Linked DNA regions of Mus musculus: region 1 is linked to region 2. The links are chromatin loops, found by intact Hi-C in ENCODE. Cell type or tissue: heart. All regions are shown on one strand. Each heading gives the region's core, and the rest is flanking DNA. Links, peaks and the distances in the headings are about the cores only. Region 1 has its middle 17 kb from the start of Gm31613. Region 2 holds the start of E330011O21Rik (RIKEN cDNA E330011O21 gene).

The links. Hi-C counts contacts between places; a loop is a spot of excess contacts. Peaks named below come from ENCODE experiments on the same cell type or tissue, not always from the same donor. Only the 100,000 strongest peaks of a DNase experiment are listed, where the experiment ranks them.
Region 1: it touches region 2 in a loop (2.5-fold over the local background); 3 of 42 quality-filtered maps call a loop at or near these places.

Annotation. Positions count from the first base shown.
Region 1 is chr16:78,197,311-78,213,143 of GRCm38, forward strand. No RefSeq gene overlaps it. Among named protein-coding and RNA genes, the nearest start is that of Gm31613, 17 kb to the right of the region's middle. In heart, for the core only: a CTCF peak has its summit at 7,479 (motif pointing left); no DNase peak of the experiment used is centred there.
Region 2 is chr16:78,250,214-78,266,046 of GRCm38, forward strand. It overlaps E330011O21Rik (RIKEN cDNA E330011O21 gene), which reads right to left and starts at 5,241. Exons shown (of 4, transcript NR_045698.1): 1 at 5,147-5,241; 2 at 3,224-3,254; 3 at 1,560-1,675; 4 at 648-1,355. In heart, for the core only: no CTCF peak of the experiment used is centred there; a DNase peak (open chromatin) is centred at 8,968; H3K27ac peaks cover 380 bases.

The DNA of each region.
Region 1 (15,833 bases), core at 4,097-12,096, 54 kb before region 2:
TTCGATTTATAACATGAAGGGTCCCTTGTGCTGCGATTCAGTTATTTCTTGCGTCATTCTTATGTGACCTGCTTTGAAAAAAAAAAAAAAAAAAAAAAAAAAAAAAAAAAAAAAAAAAACTCCACACATTGTGTTTCCCTAATGCCTTGACCTGAAAAGGGTTTTTCTTCTATAAAACAAGACTATCCAATGTTGCTGAATTAGCTTTTAGAAAACACTGAGTTATTGTGTCCAGCAAACTACAAATCCAGAGCCATCGGTAAGTTTACTTAAAGAATGACAGATCCCATTTAAATACTGTCTCAAAAAAGTTTATAAGCCTTCTCTTGCAGTTGGACGGTTACTTCAACAACGGCCACCAGGGGGTGCTTTGCGTCTTCTATTTTCAATAAACAGCCTGCTGTAGTTAACGGCACCGCACATACAGAGTGACTTAGAACACCTATAACCTGTCCTTTCCACTCTTTGTGTAGGCAAATTAACATGTTCTCATTTTTTATATTAGCCCTCATGTATCTTAAATCAATAAGGGGAAAAAAACTCCCTTCCTGTTTAATTAATACTCACCTATTTATACTCAAATAATCACTTTCTTGGAAATTTTAATTCTGAATGGAACTTTTTTTCTGTTTTCATATTCCCACTGACATGAGAAATGCATGTGTCAAGTATTAAAAGTAATAAATTTTTCAAATCCAAAACAGTCATTCTATATGCCTAAAAGCTTTTAAAGTAAAGCCATGTTTAGTATGCTTACATATGGTTCCCAAACTTTGTACAGGACACACTTATTACACAGCGCACTGTCTTGGACTCTCACACCATAGTCCTGCTTGATTCCCAAGCACCCAAAGTTCTATTTGCTAAGAACTCTTACTTTGAATAATGTAAAGTGTATTTAAGTTCAGACCATCCAATACCTCTTTATATACATAAATGGGGAAATAATTTATCTTTCATTATATCTTACTGGCTCTGTTAATTCTACTTACAAATTGTATTATATGACAGTGTTTGTATGGGATCTGGAAGGATTTCAGCTGAATAGCTTGGATCTCTGATGTGGGTACAGTTACGATTGACTGAGGACATAGATAAGATTTCCCGGAGACTGAGGCAGGCTTCGAAAGATAACTCAGTCCCATGGTGCCTCAGCTCCCTACTTGATGTATGGTTAGATTGGATCACTTTCTCACCACGTGGACTTCTCTAGAAAAGGACTTGCAGGTCCTTAGTTGTAACAGCTCCCAGAGATGAAAGAAAATGGCTCTATGGCTTTCTAGGACTTACCCTTGAAAGTAGCGGCCCCACCCCCACTCCCCAACACTTCTGTCAGATTACATTCCTAAAGTGCTGGTCAGTTGGTTAAGCCCACACCCAAGGAAATGGTTAGACTCTATTTCTAAAGGAAAGATTGTCAAAGAACAGTTGATCGTTTAAAAACCATCACAGTACCAGTCAGGCACCTGTCAAACATCAGAATGAGATTAGCACCGCTGTCATCATTTCCTGACTCTCGGATGTTTTCGTGTGGGCTCTGCTTTCGACCACAACAACCACTGAAAACTTCGCCTCACAGATGTATGTCTTCGGAGAACCCAATGAGGTGCAATTTGCAACCTCCCCTGAACGCGCAGTACCCGTGACGGCCAAGAGATGTCGCTGTTCTCTCTCAAAAAAAAGCCACGTTGCCCACTGAGCTCCCAAAATAACGCCTATGAAACTACTAAGCCATTTGGAAATTGACGTGATCGCCTTTTGCTCAAAGACAAAAAATGAAGGTTGAAAGTTAATGCAGCATTCTGAGGGGGCTACTGGGAATAGAAGGGTGGGGCGGGGCGGAAAGGAACGTAAAGACGATCAACACAAAGTGGGCTGTGAAAACACAGTAATCTGTTACTTGCGGGCTGAGTTTAATGCTACTAATAAGGATTATATTCTCATGAAATTTCGCAGTTACCTAAAATTCTGTTAGATTTTTCTTTTTTCTCTTCCAAAACTGAGAACCCTATGCCAAATCAGGCTTCCGGTTTTTGTAGTAATTTTAAGAACACTCAGTGGCAAATTAAAGTAGTGTTGAGACAGACAGACGTTGAGAGAGAGACAGAGCGAGAGAGCGAGTACCTTCAGCTGGTACTTATCACGAAGCCTGATCTGAATTCAATCCGGGGACACATGACAGGAAGAGAGACTCACACCCCACACCCCACACCCCACACCCCACACCCCATGCACACGAGCACACACAGGTGCGTGTACAGATGCACACATGGAGGCCAGAAGTTGATGGCCAGCGTCTTCCTTGATTGTTTTCCACCTTCTATAAGGAGGCAGAGTTTCTCACTTGAGCCCAGAGTTTGGTGACTGAAGTAATCTACCTAGCTAGCCAGCTTGCTCATTGACACACAAACACCCATGCAGAAGTAAATCAATCAATAAATTAAAAAAATGTAAGAAAGAAATGCGTAGATGATGGATGGGTAGATGGATGGATGGATGGATGGATGGATGGATGGATGGATGGAGAGAGATATAATAGATAGATAGTAGATAGTTGATTAGGAAAATTATAAATGAGGAGGCTGTTTCTATCTGTGGAAACAGAGGAGCCTTCTACCCCTGTCTGCTTTACTTCCTTTTCCTCCAGGGTATCAATATCAACTCTACGCTAGCCTCAAATCCAGAATCTTTCTGCTTCCAAAGTGCTGAGCCCAGCATCAATGTCAACCCCAAAACAGCTGAATATGGAGGAAAAGCCATTCAAGGAGGGGGAAAAAAATAAATCAGTTTAAAACTTTAGCTTTAAAAATTCAGGTGTGAGACTCTGAGTTTGGCCCCTGACTGTGCAAAAAGCTCAAAAGATAAAAATGAAAAGAATCACCAACCAACAAAATTGTGCCTCACTTAATCTTTTTCATAACTTCTCTTTTTCTTTTCTAGCATAAGGCGTTTTAGTGCGGGCTTCGAGCCTCCACCAAATGATCACATGGCCGTTACTTCCTTACTCAGAGAAAGTTAATCTTTAGTAAGAAGGGCAAATATTTGCGGCAGATAAAATGAAACACGTTTCTTTTTGTACTTGCCTGGAACTAATTTCAGTAAGAAAAATTATTTTAAGTTATAAGCTCACAAACACGAAAGGAACAGAGGAAGTGGTTAAAGATTACTGTCCACAAAATACCAAAACAATACCAAATTCTTGGTACTGTGAAAATAATAAGAAGCCAGTGGTAAAGTGACTCAGATGTCGGCATTCTGTGCTCTCCTAACAGCTTGGAACAGACAAACCCAACTAGAAACATATGCACTCACGTCACAGAAGATATGAGGGAGGGGCCAGATTCGTGTCACCAGAGAATGTGGGGGCTCCAAACAAACTGGGTCACTTTACTAAAACCTTCATTAGTAGGCTTTCTGTCCCTCCCCATAATCCACACTGGCAGGTAGCTTCATGTACAGAAGAAAGCGTGGGCTTCCTGCTGATTCTAGACGTAGATGTTCAATGAGTCTACATGCAAAAGAGCAAGCTCTCTAGCACCCTGAGGACACTGATGGCTTCTGCCCTGTCATGTGACACTATAGAGACGACTGGGAAGCTCCAGTGTGTGTGCGCGCGCGTGTGTGTATGTGTGTGTGTGTGTGTGTGTGTACACATGTGTGTACATATGTGTGTGTGTGTGTGTGTGTGTGTGTGTGTGCATGACAAAGACACCAGGGGTCACGTGACACTATAGAGACGACTGGGAAGCTCCAGTGTGTGTGTGTGTGTGTGTGTGTGTATACACATGTGTGTGTACATATATGTGTGTGTGTGTATGTGTGTGTGTGTATATATATATATATATGACAAAGACACCAGGGATCATGTGACACTATAGAGACGACTGGGAAGCTCCAGTGTGTGTGTGTGTGTGTGTGTGTGTGTGTGTACACATGTGTGTGTACATATATATGTGTGTGTGTGTGTGCATGACAAAGACACCAGGGATCACGTGACAAATGTCTCCAGCATATATAGAGATAGATATGTACCTTTTTTCTCGTGTGCCCAGTCATAATCCTGACATGGTACTAACTGATGGCCACATGCGTCAAGCCTGCAGCACTTCAGCGTCCCATGCTTTCTAAAACCAACATAACTTCAAATAACTCCCATACAAATCCCGAAGTTGGAACAATGAACTGTTGCATCCTTTTTATTCCTATCCCCAAAGGCTACCCCCCCCCTTTTTCTACGTATGTTTTTTTTTTTTTTTTTTTTTTTTTTTACCATTTGTCTTTCTCTCTTTGTGCCACTATTAGTCGTTCACTGAACCTTCTATTTTTAATCTTGGGCTACATGTGTGCATGTGGTCACACATATGAACATGTGCTCACTTATGTCCATGTGTGTAGAGAACCCGTGTTGGCATGTGTGTAGAAGCTAGAGTTTAACATTAGGCATCCTTGCTCTCTGTTCATGTTATATACTGAGACGGGATCTCTCCCTTGAACCTGAAGCCTGCCCTTCGAGCTAATGTAACTAGCCAGTATGTTCTCTGCCTCTGTCTCCCACATGCTGGAACTGTACGCAGGATGCCACGCCTGCCTGGCATTTACTTGGTTGCTTGGAATCTGAACTCCAATCCTCATAGGTGTGTGGCAAGCACTTTACCCACCGAGTCATTGCCCAGCTCCCTCTCAAATTCCAAAAAGAAAGCTTCAGATGCCATGTTCCCTCGCACAGTGTGTAGCGTGTAGCTCCCCAAAACAAAACAACTTCAGATTTTGCTAGAGTCCCAAACAGTCTTTCTTTCCTTTTGCCTCCAAGAGTGGAGCAAGAAACTGATTTGGGTTTTTTTTAGGTCTTTTCAGAGTAATCCTACCAAGAGCACATCTCTCATTCTCTGGAGTCTGCTATCGTTTGAAGCCAGAGCATCTCCTAGAGCCCCAAGGCCTAAAGGCAGAGTCATCCGCACTCAATCCTCGTAGGAGGTGATGGCACCTAGAGGAATATGACAATGAGCCCCATAGGGTCATATACAATGCCTGCCCGCCAGGGTGTAGATTCGGTCTCCTGGGAATGGAACCGTTTAAAGAGATAACAAAGATTAAAAGGTATGGCCCTGTTGGAAGAAGTGTCTCACTGGGGTTGGTGAGCTTTGAGGTTTCAAATGCCTATGCTAGTCCTAGTGTCTAGCCACCTATGGCTCAGGGTGTAGCTCTTAGCTACTTCTCCAGCACCATGCATGCCTGCTAACATGCTTCCTGCCATGATGCTAATGGATGAAGCCTCTGGAACTGCAAACAAGCCCCCCTCTTAATGCTTTCTTTTATAAGAGCTACCTTGGTCATGGTCTCTTCACAACAGATCAGTGACTAACAAAGGAGGCAGAGCCTAGTGGAGAGACGTTTTGCAACTGGAGGCATGCCTTTGAAAGATCAGACCCTCGGTCTAAATCCCTCTTTCTGACTCCTAGCCCTCATGAGGTGAGCAGGTTTCTCTGGTACAAGTTCCAAATGTTCAAAGCAACAGAGCTAAGCAAGCACTCACCTGTCGCTTACTATACAAATAGGCTGCATGTGTTTATGTTGGCCTCTGCACCCAACAAACAAATCACATATTTAAAGTGGATTTAAGTTGTCAATGAGGTTAATATTACTAAAGACCTGGAAACCACAGCTCAGGACACTACAACAACACAGGACACTACAGAGCACCTCTTGGTTTCCCTCCTAAGGACAGGGAAACCCTCTGAAGGGGAGCTACAGCCAGCTGCCACTGCCCAGCTCTGCCCAAGAGAGAGTATCAACTACAGGTTCTGAGCTGCAGAAGGTCAAGTTTTAAAATACAGTTTCTATTGAAAGAAGAGCAAAGTCGAGATCTCCTGCTAGCCTGAGAGCATGGGGGGTAGGGGGGCACACTTCTTTACCTGTAGGCTTGGCAGAGAAGTCTAACACCAAAACTCTCTGACCGTAAGCATATGTGAAAGGTCCACAGCAAATCGTTGTCCAACCCCTGTGTGACTCGGTTCTGATAGGAACGACAGCAACAGCAGAGTAAACATTGTGTCTCAATCGAACCAAGAATTCTGTCAAATGAGTTGGGTCTGCGGGAAAACAGAAAGTGTTTGCTTAGTGTCTTGAATTCTCTTAGTTTTATAATAAGAAATAATGAACAACTATCAAATGCTGAAACTCAAAGCAGTTGAGTGAAAGCTGTGTTGTTCTTGAAATGTTGGGAAAGAACTGGAAATGTTGCCTGTGATGGAGCCTCTTGGTACAGTTAACAATTTTCATTTCATTGAAAAGCTGAAACAAGTAATGTGGATTTAGCCCTGCAGTGGTGGCACATGCCTTTAATCCCAACACTTGGAACGCAGAGGCAGGCAGATTTCTGAGTTCGAGGCCAGCCTGATCTACAGAGTGAGTTCCAGGATAGCCAGGGCTACACAGAGAAACCCTGTCTCGAAACAAACAAACAAACAAACAAAAAGTAATTTGGTTTTACTTGTAACTTTTCATCACAAACTAATATTTTAACCCTGTACATGACTACTTTCATAAAAACTAGATTAGAGAACTGGAGAGACAGCTCAGCAGTTAAGAGATCAGAGGACCTGGGTTCAAGTCTCAGTGCCCACATGGCAGCTCACAACTGTCTGCAACTCCTGTTCCCGGGGATCTGAGACACACAGAGAGACATACCTGCAATCACATCACCAATGTGTATAAAATAAAATATATAAATAAGTTATTAAAAAAATGAAGATGGGTTTTTACAAAAAACAACTAGATTGGAGCAGGGCCCACTGGGGTGTGTTGCAGTCTAAACTACTCAGGAGGTCAACGTGGGAAGTAGTCGGAGACCAGCTTGGGAAACATAGCAACAATCTCATCGATAAAGAAAGAAAAACAGAAGGGAAGAGAGAAAATGAGTTCTTGAGACATCATAGTTATAATACAATCATCTTATCACATTGTATTTTAAGGAAATTCAATCTGTCTCTAATGAATCTGAGGACTTAATGAAAACACAATCACTCCAATTGTTTGAGGAGAAAGGCTTTCAGGGGCATAAATCCGGCCCCCGGATCTTAAGGAACGCGCTTGCAGGAGCTCCATCAGGCAACCCTGAGAGGTAGGTCTGATTGGCTCAACACTCCAGTGTGCACTGGGTCCAGTTGGTCCCCTGCTCTTCTCAGCAAACACTGGAGGGAGACGATGACATCATTGCTAGCACCGTGTTTTCAGTAATCTCTCCCTTATGCTCTGGGCTGTGTTCACAACAAAGAAAGCTTGACGTTGTTCCAGCTTCAAGGCTGCTGATTCTCAGGACCTAAAACAGTTGAGTAAAGTGAAAAGGAGGGGGATGGTGAGATGGCTTAGCGATTAAGAGCACTGACTGCTCTTCCGAAGGTCTTGAGTCAAATCCCAACAACCACATGGTAACTCACAACCACCTGTAATGAGACCTGATGCCCTCTTCTGGTGCATCTGAAGACAGCTACAGTGTACTTGTGTATTATAATAATAATAAATAAATCTTTTTTTTTAAATGATATATACTGATACACATGACATATGATATAAATATATGATATATGTATATATGTGTACATATATATACATATACAGTATATATATATATTTGGATATATAATATTTATATGTGTGCATACATGAACACTATAAATAACTACTTCTACAGGGTCAAATTAGGAAATGTGGAAGGAAAAGTAGGGGCTTTTCTCCCAACTAGAATACTTCTTCTTTTTTTTTTTTTTTTCTTTCTAATTTTGTAGTGCAATGAACCTATAGATGGAATTAAAATTTAAAGGTGATGTCATAAACTTTTCTTTCACATTCTTCTTCAGGTCTACCTGGGTAGCAAAGTCTCCTGAGGGGATCAGCATATGATATAATTTCAGCAAGGGGTTTTTATTTTTAGCTTAGGTGTGTGTGGGGGGGGGTACTTTTAAAACACCATATGCCCACATTCTCTCAATTTGTAAACTAAAAACTTTTCCTGTAACAGAAAATGTTGATAGAAATATTAAATCCAACCCTCACTGGCCTGGCTCGTCGTGCACAGGACACTTTATGTTGCTCTTGTTAATGAGACAGGAAAAGGCAGGCAGAGTCTGTGATTGCAAATTCTTTACTCTTGCTAAGACTAAGGAGATGAGAGCAAAAAAAACCAATGCCTGAGAAGTGTGTATTCTGAAGTGAGTTATTATGCACCGGGATTTTCAAAGCCATGAACACAGTAGGCCTTGAGTTTCCTTAGTTTTTTTTAAAAATATATAATACACATTATTGGGCAAACTGACAAAGGAAATATAAAAATGAAAGGGGAAGGATCCATACTCAACCTCCTCGTTCATTGCTATGTTCTGTCGCTTCTGCCCAGAGGATAGCAGACTTTTCTGAAGGTTCTGTTTGATTTTCAGAAATTTTAAATAGCATGTTCTAATTGGATAGAAAGATATATTCATAGCAGCTTTTTTTTCATAATAACCAGAAACTGGAAACAACCCAGATCTCCCTCAATGGAAGAATGGATAAAGAGAATGTGGTACATCTATACAATGGAATACTGCTCAGCTATTAAAGACAAGGACATCATGAAATTGGCAGGCAAATGGATGGAACTAGAAAATATCATCTTGAGCGAGGTAACCCAGTCCCGAAAGGACATGCATGGTATGTAGTAAGTGGATATTAGCCAGAAAGTACAAGGTAACCACACTAAGATACAGAATCCAAAAATGCTAAATAACAAGGAGGGCCCAATGGAGTCTGCTTGAATCTCACTTGGAAAGGGAAATAAAACCGTTATCGGTGGTTGATGGAGGAAAAGAACCGTGTGGGAGAGGGGATGGAGAAGGGAATTGGGATAAGGTATAGGGAGAGCCAGGGAGAGAGGGCCAAGAGTCAATGGAAATTGGCATATTGGGGGGGGGTGGATCTCTAAGACATGCAGAGATCTGGATGGGTGGGCCGCTATGGGGAATCTATGAGGACAACTCTAGCTGAGACTCCTAGCATTAGGTGACTTGAGCCTGAAGTGGCCACCACTTGTATCCAGGCAAGACTTCTAGTAGCGAGATAAAGACACCAACCAACCCACCCACAAAACCTTTGATCCAAAATGTGTCCTACCTACAGGGACAAAGATGGAGCAGAGACTAAGAAAATCACCATCCAATGACCGGCCCGACTTGAGACCCAGCCCATGGGCAAGATCCAATCCCTGACACTATTATGCTTGCAAACAGGAGCCTATCATAACTCTTCTCTGAGAGGATCTATCCAGCAGCTGACTGAAACAGAAGCAGAGATCCACACCCAAACATTGGAGATTGCTGAGGGAATCTTATAGAAGACCTGGGGGAAGGATTGAGGGACCTGGTTGTGATAAAGACTCCACAGGAAGATTAACAGGGACAGGTGACCTGGACACTTTGGGGGCTCCCAGAGATTAAGTCACCAACCAAAAAGCATACATGGGCCGAACATAAGTCACCTGCACATATGTAGCTTGGTCTTCATGTGGATTCCCAATAACTGAGTGGGGGCTGTCCCTGAATCTGTTTCCTGTCTGTAGATCCTGTTCCCCTAAATGGGCTGCTGCCTTGTCTGGCCTCAGTGGGAGAGGTCCGACAGTGACTTGATATGCCAGAGTTGGGGAATACCCAGAGAGGCCTCCACCCTCTCAGAGGAAAAGGGAATGGGAGGATGGGGGCTTGCGAGCAGGGTACTCAGAGGAGAGGGATGTAAAATTAGTTACTTACTTACTTAGTTAGTTAGTTAGTTAGTTAGTTAGTGGAGAAACACACTAAGAAAAAATGGTATGAAGTAGATGTCACTATAATTGACAGATTCACATCATGGATTTATCTGTCTCAGAGCGTGGGGGTGTGGGTTAGGGTTGTTGGTTGTTTTGTTTTGTTTTTCAACTCCCATCAACAGATGCTATCAGATATTCTATCCAGGGAGCTGAATGAGATGAGAACAAAAATGTGTCCTGATAAATCCCTTTCTGTGTAACTCAACATATGTGCTCTTAAAAATGGATTCCCCTCTCATTTTTAATTACTTTGAGAGTTGAAGGGTGTAATTTCATCATATTCATCCCTCCCGTAATTCCTCTCAAATACATTTCCACCCTTCCCACCTAACATTGTGTTTGCTCTCCCTCTCCCCCTCTCCCTCCCTCTCCCCCTCTCCCTCCCTCTCCACCTCTCCCTCCCTCTCCTGCTCTCCCTCCCTCTCCCTCTCCCCCTCTCCCTCCCTCTCCCCCTCTCCCTCCCTCTCCCCTCTCCCTCTCCCTCCCTCTCCCGCTCTCCCTCCCTCTCCCTCTCTCCCTCTCCCTCTCTCTCTCTCTCTCTCTCTCTCTCTCTCTCTCTCTCTCTCTCTCTCTCTCTTTCTGTTTTAAACCCATAGAGTACAGCTGTACTGTCCAAATCCTGTAGGATATATAACTCTCCATTGAAACATAGGTAATCTACCAATGGCTTCACCCTTAAAGAAAACCAACTCTCTCCTATCAGTTATCAATCGCCAACAGCTCTTTAGCTAGGGTGGACTTCATGTCTGCATCTCCTCTCCGTGCTGGTTTGAGCTTGTACCAGTCTTTTGCATGCTGTCACAACCACTGTGTGATCAGATGTAAATGCTTTGCTGTGTTTGGAAAAAAACAACAACAACAACAACACGTTTTCCTTATAGTTTACTGCTGCTGGCTCTCACGTGTCTTCTCTACCATAATTCTGAACCTTGATAGGAGGGATATGAGAAACCACTGAGGACCAAACATTCCCCGGTCTTTTATTTTCTGAACATTTACCACTTGTAGGTCTTTGATTAATTGCCCGTCTACTGCAAGAAGAGGTTTCTCTAAGAAAGACTAAGAAACACACTCATCTATGGATATGATGATGAGTCACTGTGATTGTTTTAATACCATATGTGATGGCTACTCCTGGATGTCAACATAAATACATCTGGAATGAACTACAATCCAGAATTGGAGGGTTCACCTGTGATCCGGATCATGAACCTGAAAGACAAAGGCTTCTGACCCAGGCCATGACATGGAGATCTTGAGGCATCGTAGCCATGAAAAGCTGAGGCCCAGGCAAGGTAGTATACACCTTTAATTCCAGGAGATTGAGGCAAGCAGATATCTTATCTTAAGGTCAGCCTGGGACAAAGCACGTTCCAGATCCAGGCACGGTGGTACACACCTTTAATCTGAGCCACACCTTCTGCTGCAGGCCTACATAAGGACATTGGTGGAAGGCTCACTCACTCTTCTTTGCCTGCTTGCACTTACTTGCCCAGCACATCTGTCAGAACCTACGTCTTCAGGATTCCAGCTTATACAGAATAGCAGCTGAAACAACTACCTTGCAGGACAATAGCAACTACTAGATTTTTGGACTTTCCATTCACAGCTGGCCATTGTTGAGTTAGTTGGACTATAGACTTAACAGTTAAGTCATTACAATAAATTCCCATAACATATCGAACATTCTGTAAGTTGTGTGTCTCTGGAGAACCCTGACTAATACATTATACCTTTTTTCACAGTAATAGTTTAGGTTTTCTACTCGAGCCTATGACCTGTCAACCCATGGGTTCTTAGCTTTGATAATCATGTCAGGTATGGATTTCAACTTGTGAACCAGTCATATATCCAATTAGAAAGTAATTGGTTACTCTCATATTTATACCACTATTATACTGGTGAGCATTCCCTGCCAGGCTTCTTGTTATCAGAGTCACATCTGGGTAAAATCAATGACTACTTTTTTTTCCTTTGGTAGCATGTGCAAGCAATTTCTAGCACCAGGAAGGTTTGGCAGTAGGTACCGAACTTATAGGTCGGTACCAGCGTGATCTCTCCATGTTCTGGGACTCAAGTGTGTGGTGTCTTCAGTAATAGTATCTTGCCATCAAGTTCTGCAGTATCTTATAATGTGTGGGGAGTATATGGGACCTCACTGATCAAGAGGTACCCCATTTCTGGTACTGAACACTTATTTGTTACCTATAGGTTCAGTTAGGGGCATTATTTCCGATTATTATAGGATAGCTCCATTTAAAATTGTTTATATATGCACATGTATACACTTCAGGAAGCTTTTATAGTTGCAGATTCCCATCTGGCTTTTCAAAATGCCTTTACAGTAAGTGAGCCCTCGCCATATTCCCTCATCTACCCTGCCCTCCCGGCTCCTGCCTCATTTAACCATTCCTACTCCATTATCTTCCTTTAACCCTTTAAACCATTGCTCTCTTGTTGTCTCCACTCTCTTTGAGATGGCCCAGCATAGCCCCTTACTATTTTCATGACCTCTAATGGGCACTGCAAATATAACACACACCCCAATCATAAACAACACATGACCCTTGCTTTTCTGGTTCTAGCTACCTGTACTGTGGGGGATTCTGTTTCCAGATCCTGTGACTTTCATGATTTCCTTTTTTTCTTAACAGCTGAATAATATTTAATTGTATAAATTCACCACATATTCATTATTCATTCATCAGGTAATGAGTATCTAGGGAGCAGCTGGGAGCAGCGGAGTTCCACGGAAAAGGAGGTGGATCGGGAGGAGGTAGCCATTCCTTGCAAGCAGTTGTGAGGCTTGGGTGACCAAAATGGAGGCAGTTTTGGGAAGGGGAGCACACATGGTGACTCCACGTGTGGTATCTTGAGAGTCCTTGCTAGGGAGCAGTCTTTGATCAGGTGACTCACAAAGACTAAAACTGTATAAAAAGGATATTGCCCAAGAATCGCTAACAAGAAGCTTGGTTAAGATTGTTAGGCAGCAAGCGTCATCAATGACTTCATCACATGGAACAAACATCCAAAAGGGCACTGAATGTGACTTCTGAAATCTCTGTGTAGTAATAATCAGGAGAGGATGAGTGCAGGGCTTGCTATGTGGACAGGTTTAAGAAAAGAAAAAAAGAGAGAGAAACCCTTAGGAATTTAGTGCAGGAATCGCCCTACTCCAGTAATCGAGTCTCAAAAGGACACCTTCTAATTAGGAAAGGCTGTGAAGCACACGTCATTAGGTACAAAGCTAAAACAATGAGCATTTAACTGCCCTGGGACTGACAATGCGGCCAGTGCTAGGGTTTTCTTCTCAAATGTATAAAGCCCTGGGTTGGATCTTCCACACTGCATAAGACTGGGTGTGGTGGAGAAGATGGAGACAGGAGGATCAAAGGGAGTTGGAAGTTAGCATGGGCTATGTGAACCCTTGGTTAAAAAACAGGTAGAGGGTTAGAAATATGACTCATGTGTTAAAGGCTGAGGCTTACAACCAAAAGGAGGAAGAGGAAGGGGAGACAGAGAGAAGGGAAAAAGAGAGAGAAGGAGGGAAGGAGGGAGAGAAGGAGGGAGAGAAAGAGAGACCTGTAGATCTAAAAATATATACACTATATACTAGTGGAGATCCATCCATGATAATACTAAGTAGAAACCAAGTTTGAGATATAGGTCTATGATAAGATAGGTTTAGGCAGAAATATTCAAATAGGCAAATACGGGAAATATGCAGGTGAATAATCTCAGACATCTTCAAACTTGTGTTTCTGAGGAACTTACATACCATAAGGCCATTAGAATAGAGTGTTCACTCACCATCTGGGGCTAGAGAGTTAAGACTTCTTAATTGTCTCTGTGGTTAAGAGTTCTTACTGCTCTTGCAGAGGATTCATGTTCAGTTCTCAGTACCCGTGTTGGGTAGTTCACAGCTGCGTACATGTGTCTCCAATGCCAGGGGATCTGATGACCTCTTCTGATCTCCAAAGACACTCTTATACACATGTTCATAGCCACACACACACACACACACACACACACACACACACACACACCAGTACATACAATTTTATAAGAAAAAGAAATTAAGAAAAATGGAAACTCAACATGTCTGGCATAGAAAGCAAGGGGGAAAGACTACAGGGCACTTGTCCTTGTCCACCATAAGCAGAAAGTGACAACTCTTCAGGACCAGTGGGACTCCCAGAGAAGAGGAAAGGAACAGTACCAGGAAGTGGAACCCAAAGAGCATACCCATGACTGAAGCAAGAGGTGTGGCGGAACGACTGCTTTGCTACACAACAAGCAAACCAAAACAAATTCCTCAAGCTGAACAGGTGCTTGGGAAGTCCCTGCGTAGCAGACACCCAGCTCCCTCCCCTTCATCCGGAGAGACTAGAACACCCATCCCAGCCTGCGTACTTCACGAAAGAAACCGAATCCATATTTCTGGAATTCTCAAGTTGTTCGACTTCCCTAACATGAGGCCACTTCAGATGTGATCTGTTTCGTTCTTTTAACAGTCAGGTTGTGATGTCAAGTACGAATGCTGTTTGTTGTTGGCTCCATGGGGACTCATAAAAATTCCATGCTCTTAGGAAGGGAATTTGTCCGAGTATTTGACACAGGAACCTCTCCAAATTCAGGAAACGTGTTAATTGTTATTGCTTGATTACTAATCTCAGTCATACTCTTAAAGGCACACAGGAGCCTTTATTGTGAAACACTGTTGCTTCGCATAAATCAGTTTTAGAGTCAATTACCCAAGTTGTTTTGATTAAGCTCCAGGGTTCTAACCTACCCACACACCTTGCTGACCTATATCTGCCTTTTGTTTTTAAAAGTCACGTACTCTTGCCGTAAGTCCGTGTCTACCATGGGCGGAGGAGAAGGGAAGTTGGGCTTGTAAGGAAACATCTTATTCAGTACCAGGGAGCTAATTCTTTACAGCGTTGAAGCCATGACTTTCTGAATTTGAGTCAAGACTTAATGACTGAATTCAGTTTTTCTCTTCTAAAACGTTAAACCACAGTAAGGGAACCCAAGAGGTTATTTAAGAGGCCCTAACAGTGGATGGAAGTCACGTGATTGATATCTACCGAGGCCATGAGTTTGAGAGAATTGTCCTTATTTGTCTTCCAAGGGGCTAGCTCCCCAGGGCCCTTGCTCTCCGAAGGCCTTCCTTGTCTTAGCTTGCACTTCCAATATTATCTACCAGCATTTTCTCCCGCATCCAAGCAGCTGTCCAGTGCAGTTCTATATGAGAGTGTGTTTGTGACTTTTTTTTCTCTTATTCTCTTAGCATTATTCTTGTTTGCCCTCCTCATATGTACAGTAGCTGTTTATCTCATCTGTCACCCCACCCCTACCCCATAACACTTGGATCATAGCTCTAAGGTCTATTTTAGAACACAATTTTTGTTTCTGTCTTTACAGTCACCAAATCCTGACATTTATCATAGCAAGATCTGCTTGGTCATGTTTATACGAAGGCTTAAGGTGTACATACATTAATTGTATACACATTGTATTGATTTTTACTCTGTAAAATAAATGTAAAATAAATAAACAGTACCTGCGAATTATATTTCTCCTATTTTTTAAAAAAATTGCACTTTACTTATTTTTTTAAAGATTTTTTTTAAATTTTATATGAGTACAGTGTCACTGTCTTCAGACACACCAGAAATCGGATCCTATTAGAGATGGTTGTGAGCCACAATGTGGTTGCTGTGAATTGAACTCAGGACCTCTGGAAGAGGAGTCAGTGCTCTTAACTGTTGAGCCATCTCTCCAGCCCCAAACTGTACTTTTTAGATAATTCTCAGATCCCTTTTAATCTTATATCTTCAGTTTGTAATTCAATTTCTGGAATTCTCAAGTTGTTCAACTTCCCTGACTTTCTTTCAGGGTGACTTTGGGCAAGTTATTTAAATACTTTTCTTAAATGAGAAAAATGCTTCAAATTTGGAAATTGGAATGAGATCTGTATTACTCTAAGCCCAGGCTG
Region 2 (15,833 bases), core at 5,267-13,266:
CTGATGTCAGTACTCAGGAGGAAGAGAGGGGGAGAAAAGGGGGAGGGGGGGGGAAGGGGAAGAAGGGGAGGAGTGAGGAGGAAAAGGAGGAGGAAGAGGGGGAGGAGAGAAAGAAGTGGAAGGGAGAGCAGGAGAGAGGGGAGTGGGGGAGAGGGAGGGAAAAACCAGTGGTGTTCTTAATATGCTTGGCTCCTGGCTCGTAGCTGGTGGGTAGAGATGCAAGATGTAGCTTGGTAACTGTTGGGCGAAGCAATTCCTAGAGGAATTGCTAACAGATAGACCATGTTCCACTAATGATAAGGATATATTCTGAGAACTGTGTAGGAAAGCAGTCCTCATGCTGCAGACATCAGAGTAAACTCTCACAAATAACGACGTAGATATCAGGTGATAGTGCTTTCTCTGTTGTTGACTGAAATCCCTCATAGGGCAAGCCCCTGAAGTTGAGTTTCCCTTCACATGTATTTATAATTAGTATTTCTTGACTGGGTCTCCTTACATTTTTCACTACTTCTGAACTCAGATCATTATACTTGCATTGGTAACACAAATTCTTTTATCATTCATTGAAGAAATCCCTCAAGACTCAATTAAAAGCATGCTCGCGTTTGTGCTCTATACAGACGCACACATAAACACATACACAGTTTTATTGTTGAATAAGTTTACTTCTGTTTCCAGTCCATTCATTACTTTATGGTCCTTATCCATCTTTGTTTTCTTTCCTTGTCTTAATTAGAAATTAGGATAGAATTTGTCAAAGGCCATTTAAACTCAAAGCATCACCATCTAAAAATATTAAAACATCAGACTGGCAGGAGCACTGGGTGGTGAGAAAGATGGCACAGACTCAGGGCAAGAGGAACGTCTGTTAACAGGGATGTTGGAAACTATCTTATGGACAGGGCCACCCAATGAAGCCTCACCGAATCCACATGACTCGTGATTTGCAGCTCAACTACATCTCTACCAAAAAATGGAAATCTATCGTCCTCACAGAGCCAACGCTGAGGAGATGACCAAGTCCCACAGTGATGACTACATTAAACTCTTGTGCTCTATTCGCCCAGATAATGTGTCTAAATACAGCAAGCAGATGCAGAGATTCCGCGTTGGTGAGGACTTCCCGGTAATCGATGGCCTGTCTGAGTTGTCAGTTGTCTATTGGTGGCTCTTTGGAAAGTGCTGTGAAACTTGATACACATCAGAGGGACATCACTGCGAGCCAGGCTGGGGGACTGCATCATGTAAAGAAGTCTGACGCCTCAGGTTTCTGTTACATCAACGATGTCGTCTTGGCCATCCTGGAACTGCTAAAGTATGGCCAGAGGGTGCTGTATGTTGACGTTGATATTCTAAGTGGAAAAGAAAACAACCAGAAGACAAAATCCTGAACTGCCAAGCCTGCTTAGGAGCTCTGTTAAGATGCCCTGATTAAGCTTTCTAGCAGGGGTGACTTGGTGTTCTGTGAGCCCTTTTCAGGCTTGGGTAATATCAGCCATTTTTAGACTGGTTCTGTTTATATCTTCCACAGGTCTTGGGCAGGCAGAAGAACTTACATTGCCCTGCCTTCCCCCAGTTCTCCAGGTGGAGGTTCTTTAGCCTGGCATTCTTTTTGAAATATTTTCTTTTTGTGAGATTCTTTGTAATAAATGTATAACAAAACAGCACATTTCTGTAAAAACAAAACAAAAAGATATTAAAACATGTGTAGACATGCACTATGAATTCCACCAGACTGGTCTATAAGTTACAAACTCACAATTCTGCTTAGCTCCATAGAGTCAGGATTACAGATATAAGCTGCCATATGCCGGCCTATATGGCACTTAAAATGAGTCAACATTTTAACCAATTATAACCATTATCAAGACAAACCCCTTTACATTGTTTTTAATATTTTATTGGTCAAGATATGTTCTGTGCCTTCATAGTTATTTATATTACTATAGCCTGGGCAGTCAACATTATTAAAACAGAAAATAATGCAAAACCATTTGAAATGCTTTGATTTAAAATAAAAATAAAACAAGTATTGCAAATTAAAAGTTATAAGGGGGCTAGAAATCAGTACGAGTATAATGAATGGCAAAATGTTATACTTATTTTTTTCTAATAGAAGCAGCAGAAGAGGGTGAAGAGAAAGAAAGATGGAAACAGGGAATAACAGATATGATATGGTCAAGGTAGATAGCATCATGCCCCATGATTGACAGTCCTTCAGTACAGAGTGAATAGTGTGTGTGTGTGTGTGTGTGTGTGTCTGTGTGTGTCTGTGTGTGTGTCTGTGTGTGTGTCTGTGTGTGTGTCTGTGTGTGTGTCTGTGTGTGTGTCTGTGTGTGTGTCTGTGTGTGTCTGTGTGTGTGTGTTTGTCTCTGTGTGTTTGTCTCTGTGTGTATGTGTGTCTGTGTGTGTGTGTGTCTGTGTGTGTGTGTTTGTCTCTGTGTGTATGTGTGTCTGTGTGTGTGTGTCTGTGTGTGTTTGTCTCTGTGTGTATCTGTGTGTCTGTGTCTGTGTCTGTGTCCGTGTCTGTGTGTGTCCGTGTCTGTGTCCGTGTCTGTGTCCGTGTCTGTGTCCGTGTCTGTGTGTGTCTCTCTGTGTGTGTGTGTGTCTCTCTGTGTGTGTGTGTGTCTGTGTCTGTGTCCGTGTCTGTGTCCGTGTCTGTGTCCGTGTCTGTGTCCGTGTCTGTGTCCGTGTCTGTGTGTGTCTCTCTGTGTGTGTGTGTCTCTCTGTGTGTGTGTGTGTCTGTGTCTGTCCGTGTCTGTGTCTGTCCGTGTCTGTGTGTGTGTGTGTCTGTGTGTGTGTATGTGTCTGTGTCTGTCTGTGTGTGTCTGTGTGTGTGTCTGTGTGTGTGTATGTGTCTGTGTCTGTGTGTCTGTGTGTGTCTGTGTGTGTGTCTGTGTGTGTGTATGTGTCTGTGTGTGTCTGTCTGTCTGTGTGTGTGTATGTGTCTGTGTGTGTGTATGTGTGTGTGTGTGTCTGTGTGTGTATGTGTCTGTTTGTGTGTATGTCTGTGTGTCTGTGTGTGTATGTCTGTGAGAGAGAGAGAGAGAGAGAGAGAGAGAGAGAGAGAGAGAGAGAGAACAAGTTGTTCTACTTATAAGATGTCTATAAAGGAAAACAAAACAGCCAAATGATCACTTAAATAGGAAATAAGGAATTATTATTTGAGATAAGTAAAAGTTTAAAGGCAGGAAATGTAGCTCTCAATTATTAGACTAACCTGTGCAAGGCCCGCCATTCAATCCACAGCACTGCCAGAAATCAAAATCAAAATCAAACTCTAGTAAAACGATAGAATTGGGTATATAAAGATGAATAATATTTTTCTACTTACACTTTTTTTAATCTTTACATATATGAGTATTTTGCCTACAAGTATGTATATGTATCACGCACCTGTGTGGTACTAGAGGAGGGCAGTAGAGGGTATTGGATCTCCTCGAATGGAGTTACTGATGGATGTGAGCCACCACATGGATGTTAGACACCAAACCCAGGTCCGCTGCAAGAGCAACAAATGCTCTTACCCATCTCTCTGGACCCCGAATAAGAATTCTGGAAATATGTCAATAAAAGTTTCACCAGACTAGAGATCTGCTACAAGGGTGTTGCAAGTCAATTTCTTTCCTGTAGGATAAATTCTTAAACATAGTTGACTAATAAGATCTTATAAATGAATAGGAGTTAAGAAATCCTATTAAAGTCTAGGAAGAAAGATACTTATATAAGCAAAGTTCAGATGTGAGCTTTCACAATATATGTCGCCATTAACTTCTCCATCCTTGCCACCCGTAATTTGAGCTTCCAGTTCTCTTGACAGTACATCTTCCCTGCCATCTCCCCTTCAGCCTCCCCTCTCTGTTCCTTTGGATATTTTTTCCCTTTTAGACATGAGATTATTCTCAATTGAAACATCTTACATGAAAGGCATCTCACTTAATTCTCTAATTTAGCCAAAAATAATCATTTTCTAAAGTTCCTCGGATACTTTCGCTGTGCACCCAGATAAGTACAGCTGCTCTAGCCCCCACCCCCATCATTTGCCAATGAAGTTAACTGTGATCCCTTGAATGGCCATGAAGAACCACTGGTCAGGCAATGGAGTTATCCTATCAAATAAGACTAAGAACAAATTATGTCTACAAGGTGAAGACATTTCATAGAGCCTACGAAGCCTAAGGGTCCATTTTGATTCCCAATAGAAAAGCTGAAGGGGCGATCAAGAGCCTTGGGAGAACTGGTTTACTCAGATGACCAGATGGGTAAGAGCAGATAAAATGAAACTAAAGCAAGCAAAAGCTTCAAGGGATGGAAGGCCATTTAAGTGGGCATGAAGGAAACAAATGTGAGAGAAAAGAAGCGTCCACTGGAGGTAGGGCAGGAAGCATTGGGGGCACCTGAGACAGAAATGGTGGAGTAAACACAAGTGATGCTGCCTGGGTACCTGCTCCTGTATCTGCATCTGACATCCATTCCTGCATCAGGAATGGCTGAGGTTGTCTGTCAACAAGATCTGTGCTTCCTTTCCTCTTTGCAGGAGTCTTAGGCTGTGTTGTATGTTCACCACACCCCAAGCCTTTCCCCCTGAGAAACAGGTTATGAAGAAGAGGCTCCCAGCTCCGAAGGTATAAAGAATAAAATTGCATTGGTGCGAAAGGTCAGGTTGTTTTCCTCGGATTTATTTTGCAGACTTAGAATGTTTACAAAATGACAGTGAGGAAGGTCACCATAGTGTCAATTACTGTTTACTGGCAGAAAGGACAAGGGGAGGGGAAAATCTGTTGTTTTGCTTCTCAGTGACAGCTTTAAATCTTCTCATCTTTTCCTCCTGCCAAATCTATTCCCAGAAAGTTTTTGCTTGTTTGTTGGTTGGTTTAATCTAATTTGGTTTTTAATGACAGGGTTTCTCTGTATAGCCCTGGCTGTCCTGGAACTCACACTGAAGACCAGGCTGGCATCTTTCCTTATTGCTCTGTTTTAAAAGTCTATGAAGTTAAAACCTGCCTGGGTTTTAACCTCTAACACTTTTTTTTTAAGGGAAAGAAGGAAAAACATAATTTGCAACTTGCAATGTGAGTTTCGTTCTGCATAAATTGATAATATGTGGGACACATCATAAATGGGTTTACTACTCCTGACTTACCAAACAGCCTGGCACCCACTGTTGCTTCTTTTATTCAAGTGAATCCTTGTGGCTGTCCATCGTAGCAAGACAGAGGAGTCCTATATCTGGTTAACCTGGGGAAAGATCAAAACTCGAAGTTCAAAATGTAATTCCTACTGAATGCAGAGTCAAGTTGAAAACTGTAAATTGTGCCATTGTTAATTGAGAATCATGTGTACTGTCCCATGGAGGAGGAGGAGTCTTGCATTATTACATGAAATTTAATGTCATCTCGTAATCCTTTTACATTTTCCCCCAGTGTTTTAGCATATTGATTAGCCTTTGCAAATACAGACAGTGTATCTCAGTTTGTGAGCATCATCAGGTAACAAACAAAACAATTTTGCACCTCAGATTAACTTGGAAATAGTTTTCTTAGTCTCCACTTTGTACGTACACACACACAAGAAAACGCTTTTCAAAGGTGTCTGTGAGGCTGCAGGTAGCAGTGGTGTAGAGCACAGGCTTACCATGTCTGGGGTATCAAACCCCCCAGTGCCACCAACAAAATTATTCTAAAATCAAACCAAATATGACTATAATCTGGAGATAATAATAGAGACAGAAACCTTCTGCTTCTTATTGTATGTTCCGAAATCACATTCACACTGAGATCCAGATATCAAAAGTAGGAAAATAAGACACAAATAATAAGTCTTTCTGGACTAGCAAAATGGCCCAGTAGGCATGTACACCTACTATAGTAGGTGTGTATACCTACTACCCAGCCCGAGGACCTGATTCAGTCGTCTGGACCCGCATAGTGCAAAGAGATAAGGTCTCCTGCAACTCTTCCTCTGACCTCCCAGACAGAATGAAGAAATGACTCTACTCTCGTCAAGTCTGGGGAGCTAGTGAATTTACTGAGGCTATGTAGCATGGGTACCAAGGTAGCCGCATCACTAAAAGGCCCACTGGTACATGGTGACGACTCACACAAGCTGCATCCGCAGACATCCCTGACTCACTTGCAGGCAGCTCTGTTGAGTCCTCTCTGCTTAGCAACTGTGCTGCTTTTAAAAGTCTCAGGGAAGGGCTTAATGAGCCTTGGGACTCTCTTTCACTTCCTGAGCCTTCCTCCTCCCTCCACAAAGTGATGCTTCAGTTCAGAGGGGATAGGTACACACCATATAATAACATGGTAGTTCTCTGAGCCCTGTAGAACACTAGTACATTCACAGGAGACTCTGCTTTCAAGATCTAATCACCTTCTAATGTCTAGCCTCCTAGTTAGTAATGTACACTGGGGACAGTGAGTATTTCAACACAGGAATTTGAAACGTGAGGGTTGGAAGATGAACGTGCAACCTGTCGCAAGACTGTTAGGGATGAAGTTACTTATGGCTCATGTAAGTTTTGACCTCCATTTCCAAATAACTCCCATAGATAAGCCAACCGCTCCTTCAGGAGACAAACACAAATAACCTAAGAAAGAAGCCATCTCAGTTCCTTCGTGGATGTTTTGGTGATTTGGACGAAGGACACTGTGATGGTTAATACTGATCGTCAGTTCCATAGGGTTTAGAATCATCACGGAAATAAATCTCTGGCCTGTCTAGGAGGGACTTCCAAGATTGAGTTCCTTACAGCAGGAAAACCCATTCTACATGTAGTTGACACCATTCCAGAGGGTCCTAGACTATAGAGAAAAGACGACATGAGCTGAGCACATGCATCTCTCTCTCCCTGTTCCTGTCTCTGTCCTTGTCCTTCTCCTCCTCTTCCTCCTCCTCCTCCTCTGACTGTGGACAAAATGTGACCAGCTTTTTCTTTGTGTTCCTTCTGCCATGCCCTTCCTACATTGGTGAACTGTACCTTCAAACTAGGACCCCCCAAATCAAACCTTGGTTCCTCACGTTTCTTTTTGTCAATGATATTATCACAGCAATTAGGAAAGTAATTATTACAGAGACCTAAGAGTAAGAAATTTATAAATTACCTATAAACAGTTTTCGTGCAAAGTTTCATGGTTTGAAATCAGACGTTGGTAGAAATCAGGGCTATGGAAGTAGCTTAGTCTGTAAGGTGCCTGCTGGGCAAGCATGAGAACCTAAGTTTGATTCTAGACCCCACATAAAAATGCCAGAAAAAGTAGCAACAACCTATAATCCTAGAACTGGGTGAATGAGGCCGGAGGCTGGCTGGGGCTCAGTGGATAGTCGCTCTAGCCTAAAGGTGAGTTTCAGGCCAGTAAAAGAGACCGTCTCAAAGTAGACAGCTGATGTCCACAAGAATGACACCTGAGTTTGACCTCTGGCCTCCACGTGTGTGTGTGTGTGTGTGTGTGTGTGTGTGTGTGTGTGTGTGTGTGTGTGTGTGCATGCACGCAACTCATGCTTCAGTACTATAATATGAGGCTGGCAAGATGGCTCATTAGGTTCAAGCACACGTGTGTGCACGCACATGCACCTGCAGACACATCAGCATCCTACACACAGAAATGTTAAGATGCCACCAAAAAATTAATCATTGTATATTCTATCTTATTTGTAAAACCTTTTTAGCATTTGATTATTTTATGTGTGTAGGTTTGAGGGGGCTGTCCTGGTCTGTGTGTGGAGTTAGATGACAACTTTGGGGACTTGTTTCCCCTCTTCACCGTGTGGCCCCTGGGGGCTTGAACTCAGGTCGTGAGGCTTAGCAGCAAGTGCTTTAGCCTACTCAGCCTCACATGATAGTCCTGAAACCTATGCATCACGACGCTCAGATCTTGGGGCTCCAGTTCTATTTCAGACCCAGTGTAAACATCTGCACCGACAAACACGTGTCACTTGTTATAGCGTCCTAATGGTAAGCGAAAAGTGATTCATTGTAGCAACGGGGAACTCCAATTCTATGTCCCTCTCACCATGGCTAACTTCCAGAGAGCTCTTGTGGTTTATATACCTACCGTTCACAGTCCTTCTTGTCTTTGTAGGACCATCATGCACTCGGACATTAACCTTATGCAGTAGCTGTGCCTGCTCTAAGCAATGAATAATGAATAGGAAAAATCTCTTGTGCAACTGTTAATGCCAAGAAAACGTGTGTGCAGCGCTGAGCTCCGCTGGCCTCCTCTGGGCTAGATAAACCTGATAACCAAGTTTATAATAATTGTGTCTTAATTAAAGTAAATAAATAATGGGTAAGGGCCCAAGTGTCTCCGATTCGTCTTCATAGATGGAATGTACAGACTAGCTTAGAGCCTGGGTCTCTAGACACTGAATCCCATAGAGAGATCAGAGGGATCAGAGGGATTTTTTTCTTCTAGTTCTGGGTTTTGAACATGCATTGACAGAATAGCAGGATTTTATATCTATATTATACTAAAAAAAAAAAAACCCATACATACTGAACCCATGGGGCCAGGCACCAACTGTATAAACAATTCTCCAGTTTCAGAACTCCTCTACCCATAAACTGAAAAATGAACCTTACCCCAACTTTGCAACTTAACATGAATTTTTTTTTTCTCAGAAAATTAACTTTGTGGAGTTAAGGTTAGAAACCCAGCCAAGGGACAAAAGCTACTGGTGTACAAATACACCACTACATTTTATTTTTAGCTGCCATCTTAGCAGCTCAGTGTTCAAATGTGTAATGATAAGGAAGCGCTACCCATAATCTGCCATCTTCCGCTCACCTCTCATTTGCCTTGGCATTAATTGTACATCTTTTAGATCTTCCTAAATCAACACCTATGCTAAATTGCTACTCAAGTCAAGCCAGGGGGCTTATATCTGCTTCCTGTCTGGTCCAGTCTGAAAGCCTGCAGACGAGGCTGTCTACATTTCTGTAGCACTCCAGAGTCTGGCTGGAAGCCCCAGTTGCTGGCAAGCAAACCCTTACTGAACAGCTCTCTCACATGCCTTAAAAATAGCTAGTAGGATGTACTAACACATATCACTCAAACTACAAAACAGCTCCCGGGCCTGGGATTAGGAGAACAGAGGAGGACACCGTGTGTCAGAGAGGATGGCACTAATATTTAGAAATGATTTTCTTCTCCTAAAAAAAAAAACATACTTAAACTTTTAATCAACACAGACTAATTGTGCATGTTCACAAAGTATCATGTGACATTTAAATACATAGAATGTATACTATTCAGAGCAGAGTAAATTTGCATACCTATGACTCTATTATTTCTTTGTGTTAGAAACATTCAGAGTTCTCCCATGGGTGGTGACCACTAGAAAACACATATTTCCAAAGGTCTTAGGAACTGGGTTATCTCTCTCTGTAGAAAAATTACAGTTATGAAGTAGCAATGATACTAAATGTATGGTTAGGACTTCGAGGACCATCGGAAATAGGTGTTTTCTGATAGTTGCAAGCCACAGGTTAGGAACTGCTGTGACCTACTCCATATTTTGACATATATTAATTGTTGTCCGTCAGAAATAATAGTCCAACTTGATATGAATCCTAGACCTGGCAGTGGAACCCCTACCAGGCAGCACAGCAGGCAAGCCATTCTATGTGTAAGAGAGTTTCCTGCCTGGTTTTCCTGGGACACGAACCTTAAGTCCCTGCCTTGGCTCAACCTGTGCTATCAAGTTTCTGCCTCTGTCATACTTTTCACACTAATATTATAATAAGCTCCAGATTTCAAAACTAGCTTTTGTCAAACTCTTCTGCCTTGGCTACATTTGGTGTGCCTTTTCTTTCATTCATTCATTCATTCATTCATTCACTCATTCTTTTCTTCAGTTGAATAAATACCTTTATTTCTAATTAATTTATTTATGTTTACTAGTTATTTCATTGTCTGGGCAGGTTCTAAATATAGTGTTTTCACACAGTAGACAAGTACGCTACCACTGAGCTGTGTTCCTCACCGGAGTAAATACCTTCTCTGCTAGACAAGGCCTCGGTGCTCCCCAGCTGGTGAGACACTGCCCTCAGTTCAGTACCTGGTCTTATTTGCTGAAGGATGAGGCCCAGGGAATCCCCGAGGTTGTTTATTTACCAAAGGAGTGAGAAGTCACTCGTGTCACAGACTTCTTCTCTCCCTGGCTCTCCCAGGAGTGATTATAAGAGATAGTTTTCAAAACAAGACAACTATGGTACCTTTGTTGTTCCTCCCTACCTATGACTCATTCAGTGACGAAGAGTCCGAGCTCATGTTTTCCTTGGCCTCCACCTAGGAGCATTCTGGGAGAACGTGTCCAGAGACTTCCTCCCCCTAATGTAAACCTAGCCATAAGCACAGAGCAGGTAGAGAGTCAAAACCAACTATGACCTAAGCAATAAAAAAATGCCTTTGTGTAAAGTTTCTGTCTTATAAAACTTGATAGCTCTTATCGATCCAAGTGCTAAAGTCCAACTGCACAGGGCACAGCTGAAACACTATAAACTTTGTAACACAAAAAAAGTCAAGTTTGATCATTATGACTGTTCCTTCTGTTTTTTTTTTTTTTTTCAATGAAGCAATGATAATAGAAAATTGTGTTTCTTTAATACAGTAAAACCAGGAGAGCTAGAAAAGTCTCCTCACGAGTGTCTATACATTATCATTTCCAAAAAGTTGTACTCGCCTTGTAATAACATGCTTTTTCCTAGTAAGTGACTTGCCATAAACTTCCGCCTTGTCAACCATTTCTAGCATGTGACAGAATTACTTCTGTCTGTTGGATCAGAAACAAGCTGCAGGTCGAGTAAGACAGATTCTTCAAGCAGAGAGGTGTATTTAAATGTGCCTTGAGGCAGCTATTAAGCAGCTTTTGGTGTCGTACCTTCTTGTAATGTATGTGGTCAGTTTGTCGGAGGAAATGGCGTTCAGAATTCTTAATATCTCACCCTTAGAAATCACCATTTTAAGTAACCATCCCTGGATGCTACTGTCTTTGAGCCCCTGACGGAGGGTGGAGCAAAGACCACCAAGGCTCTGTCCATTCTCAACATGCACACAAGCTGAGACTGAGAGAGAAATCAAAGAACCTGGTCAAGAGGCAAAGTAACCAAGGCTATAACCGTGGATTAAGCAGAGCACTGTGAGAATAAGGGAAGATGGATTGCATCTTGGAAATTAGCAGCCCTGTGTGCGTGCCAGGCCAATGAGAAAATAGGGAGGTTATAATAGGGGAAAGAGTTTGAAGTTTAAGAGATTCAGACTTAAGTCTTAGGAGGTGATGTTCTTAGAGTCCTTATCGTTTCCTTACAGGCTCCTGTATGCTCTGCTTTCTGCAGGACACAGCCTAACACGTATTTACGAGGTCTGTAAAACTCCCGCTGGAACAAAACCTGCTGCTCATTCCCTTGCTTGCCTTCTTGGCCCCTGTTCCTGTCAGAGGAGTTTTGCTTCCCTGGGTCACCCTCTCTGACCTTCCAGCCTCTCTTCTATTTCATCACCTGTTACTTCTCTCAAGCTTGGCCACCAGATGGTTCCTTCCCTTTTCTTCTCTAGCTATGAAATGTATACACTCACCATGCATGTATGCATGCATGTATGTGTATGTGTGTATGCATATCTGTCTGTATGTATATTATACACACATATACACATTTTTTCTGTCAAGTGTTGGTAGTGTGTTCTTGTAATACCAGCACAGGGGAAGCAAAGGGGAATCCCTGAGCCTAAGGGCCAGCCAGGCTAACTAACCTAGGAGGTAAGGTTCAAGCCAGTGAGAAACCCTGTCTCAAAAGGAGGGGCTTGTTTTCTGAGGAACGACAAAAGGTGATCTCTGTTCCACACACACCACATATCTTCTCCTGTACACACACACACACACACACACACACACACACACACACACATACGCATGCATGCACGCACCACCACCACCGAAAACAAAACAGAAAAGCAGCTATTAGAATTTTTTCATTATTTAGTGTTCTATCAACTCAGTGCTTTTCAGTTTCTTCAGAGCAAGGATCACTTGTGCCCCAAAAGAAGTTCATAGTAATTTTTCAACATAATGGGTGAGAGCGTTAAGAAGCCACAAGTTTATTTGAAATCTATTATTGTAAAAACTGCCCTACTATAAAGTTGCTAGAAAAAAATGTCCACTAATTTGTTATTACATTTTCCTAATGCTGGAGAAAAATTAATATTTAACATAATTAGGAACAAAATGACTTCAAAATAAAGACTAAAATTTTAAATTGGGTAAAACAGAAAAGCCATTATACTGTCCTAACTATTCCTGTCTTTTGTACTTAAATCATATAAGTGAAGTATAGGTAGAAACTTGGGAGAAAAATGAAGCAAAAACTAGAAGGAAATATTCACAGAATCAGAAAGAACGATATCTTTGAGTGAGCTAGTTGACCATGACAAATAGTGATGAGCACCCAGGTCCTGGCTTGAGATTCGGGCATTTATCCCCACAATAGCTGGCCAGAGGAGGTGATGGCTTTCCAGGATCTGCCTTAAACAGAAGCAGCTTACCCAAGAAAAGCCCCTATTTGAAGACTGTTTAATGGATGGATGGGAAGATGCAGTATAATCCATTTGCTTCCAAATTGGGCAGTTCTGAAGGGGTAGCTGTCTTAGGGTTTTACTGTTGTGAACAGACACCATGACCAAGGCAACTTTAATAAGGACAACATTTAATTGGGGCTGGCTTACAGGTCCAGAGGTTCAGTTCATTATAGGCATGGCAGAAATAAAGTAGCATCCAAGCAGGCATGGTGCAGGAGGAACTGAGAGTTCTAGATCTTCATCTGAAGGCTGCTAGGAGAAGACTGGCTTCCAGGAAGCTAGGATGAGGCTCTTAAAGCCCACATCCACAGTGACACACCTACTCCAACAAGGCCACACCTTCTAATAGTGCCACTCCCTGGGCGGAGCATATACAAACCATCACTGTAGCCCAGACCTAGCACCTGTGAGGCTGGCTGAGAACTTTGTTTAATTGTGTTGCTTCTGCCCTGTCCTTTGTCCGTCATCCTTTGAGAAGCCAGTTTATAAACAAGCTCCCATCTGAGAGTACTCCAGAATATGTACTTAGACTAGTTGGGAATAAATCACTGACAAAACAACATCAAAGACAACAGCAATACAGACAAGTGGTGTTTTGGTATAGCTTAGATTCAGGGGGTGTTTCCTCTCAACGGCCCATATCATAGAGTATCACTTGCCACTGCGGAACTATTAGAAGCTGGTAGAACCTTCAAGAGATGTTGTCTAACAAGCTCATGAGAGGTCCTTGGGTTATTGGGGGTGTGCCCTTGATAGAGATGGAGGCACACAATCGCTCTCTTTCTAGGATGGCTTTAGAAGTCACTGTTCATTCCGTCATGGCGCTCAACCGTTGTTGTCTCCCAGTGACCTCATGCATCCAGTACCAGGCTTACCCATCTTGAACTTGAACTTCCAAAACTGTGAGCTAAATAAACCTCTCTTTATTTCATAGATACCACATGTCAGGTAGTTCACGCTAGTGACCGCCAACTGTCTACTACAGACATGGAAGTTGACTCAACAACAAGAGGGCTGTGGAGAGCTCAATCAATCAGTAAAGTGCTCCTTGCAAGAATAAAGACTTCAGTTCTTCATATGTCTAGAGCCCATTAAAAAAAAAAAAAAACAATGTACATATGGTGGCATGAGCTTGAATCCCAGTGTTGCAAAGGTGGGGAAAGCTAGATCCCCTGCTCACTGGCAGGCTAGCCTAGGCTACTTAAGCAAGTTCCGATCTAAAAAGGGATCTTAATTCCAAAAGTAAAGTAAGCAGTGAAGAACACCCAGGTTGTCCTGTGGCCTCCACACATACTTGTGCACACACACACACATGCATGCATGCACACAAACACACACAAAGCAACAACGATAACCTAAGACAGGTAGGGAAATATAATAATAAGAGAAGGAGGGACTGTGTCAGAACAGAAGCTAGCCTTCCATGCCAGGGAGCTGATCCCTCCTATGTGTGCAACAGTGGTTTCTAAGATGTAAACAAAGCACGCTCAGGGGTGTAGAAAGTACTTACTATTCATATTTTTAACAATTGCATATTTTTCTGCATATTTCTACATATACATTATGTTGGTATTTACATTATTTAGGTTTATAGACACAGATTTTTCACATGTGCTCTATTAAAAAACAATAGATGTGTTCACTTAAACTTTAGGACGTGCCTGGAGTGGCAACATATGCCTGTCATTTCAGTACTTGGAAAGGTGGCTACAGGATCATCAGGAACATCGTGAGTTTGAAGTCAGCTTAGACTATAGAGCAAGTTTTAAGCAAGCCTGACCCACCCAGTGAGCCCTTGTCTCAAAACAAGACAAAACTGGAGAGTGCACCGTAGACAATAGCGGCATCCATCAGGCCTTTCCAGAGGTCATCTTGTGTAGTAGAATCTTTCGTGTGTGTATTGCTCACAGTCAGGGGTGTGTGTGGAAGTTGGCTAGCTAGAGTCGGTTCTCTCCTTCCACACCTGAGCCCTTGGAGCTCCAGCCCTCCGGCTTGTAGGCAAGAGCCTTTAACCCACTGAGCCACCTACCTGGTCTCAAGCCACCCGAGCAAGCCAAGTGGGAACTAAGAGAAAATAGTGTTTACCAGGACTCACCCCAGACTAATCAAATCAACTCTGTGGGATGGAAAGGCAGGATCAATATCTTCCTCCTTCCCTGGCTGAGTCGCGCTCGCTGGACGCGACTGACTGGAGTTGTAATTGTTAAATCTGAGCTGGCGAACTAAACGCCACCATCGTTCCTTAACTCAAACTAGAAAAGCTTTTCAAAAGCTGCAGGTGGATGAAGGCCAGAGATGTAAGGCATGTTTTTTTGTTGTTGTTTGTTTGTTTTTTACCTTCAGACAGGAGTATGAGTAATAGTTTTTCTCTTCACTTTTTGTTTTTACTTCCTTGTGAAGCCCGGCAGTCACGTGATTGGTGCCAGGCTCTCTCGCTGCGGGGGAAGTAATGAGTAACTCGCTCATTAAAAGCCCTTTTACATAAGCCACTTTCTTATCTGCTGGAATTCGAGTGAGCTCCCAGAGCCCGCTCAGCTTGCATTCCCAAGTTTACACAATAATAAAACCCACACAATAACCCTCTTACTCTTCTCTTACCAGCCCATTATTCAGTGCTGATTAGCTTTGAAATGCAAATAGTCCTATCAAATAGCAAGCCCTGGCTTTCCCTGGGCTGGGGCTGCCTTGGGGTGAAAGTCAAAACCACTGCCTGGGAAGACAAAGTAGCCCTATCCAAAGGCCCCTATGTGATCTCCAATATTTCCAGGATTAGGGGCAGGATATGAAATCTTTGTACTGACTTACAGATAATCTCTGCCACATTCTTATGTTTCCAAACTCCTGATCTGCCTTGACTTGTGGTTAACTCTTTGTTGACCACTGGTTGAACTTTCAAACTCAACGGTGTTTTTGGCATACATGCTTATATCACGGCATAAGAAATAGCACTACTGGGAGCTGTTTTGTTTCCTTTCTAACCACCTTCTACCTTCTGTATCTTGCCTACAACATCATAAATAGTACTTGCTTTTCTTGAGCACAGAGTAGCAACGTAGAGCACAAATACCTTTAATATTACCTAGTTCACTGTCTTCGAAGTATAGATAAGCCGGAAGCCCCCATGCATAAAGAGTCAGTACTGGCAGGCAGGAGGTGTTAGAACAGCTGGAAGCATAGGACGAAAACCTGAGGCTTAAAAGGAGTCAGAAGTTGAGCAAGGCTTAAGGTCGGTTACCAAATCTTGGCTCGATTGCTTAAAGC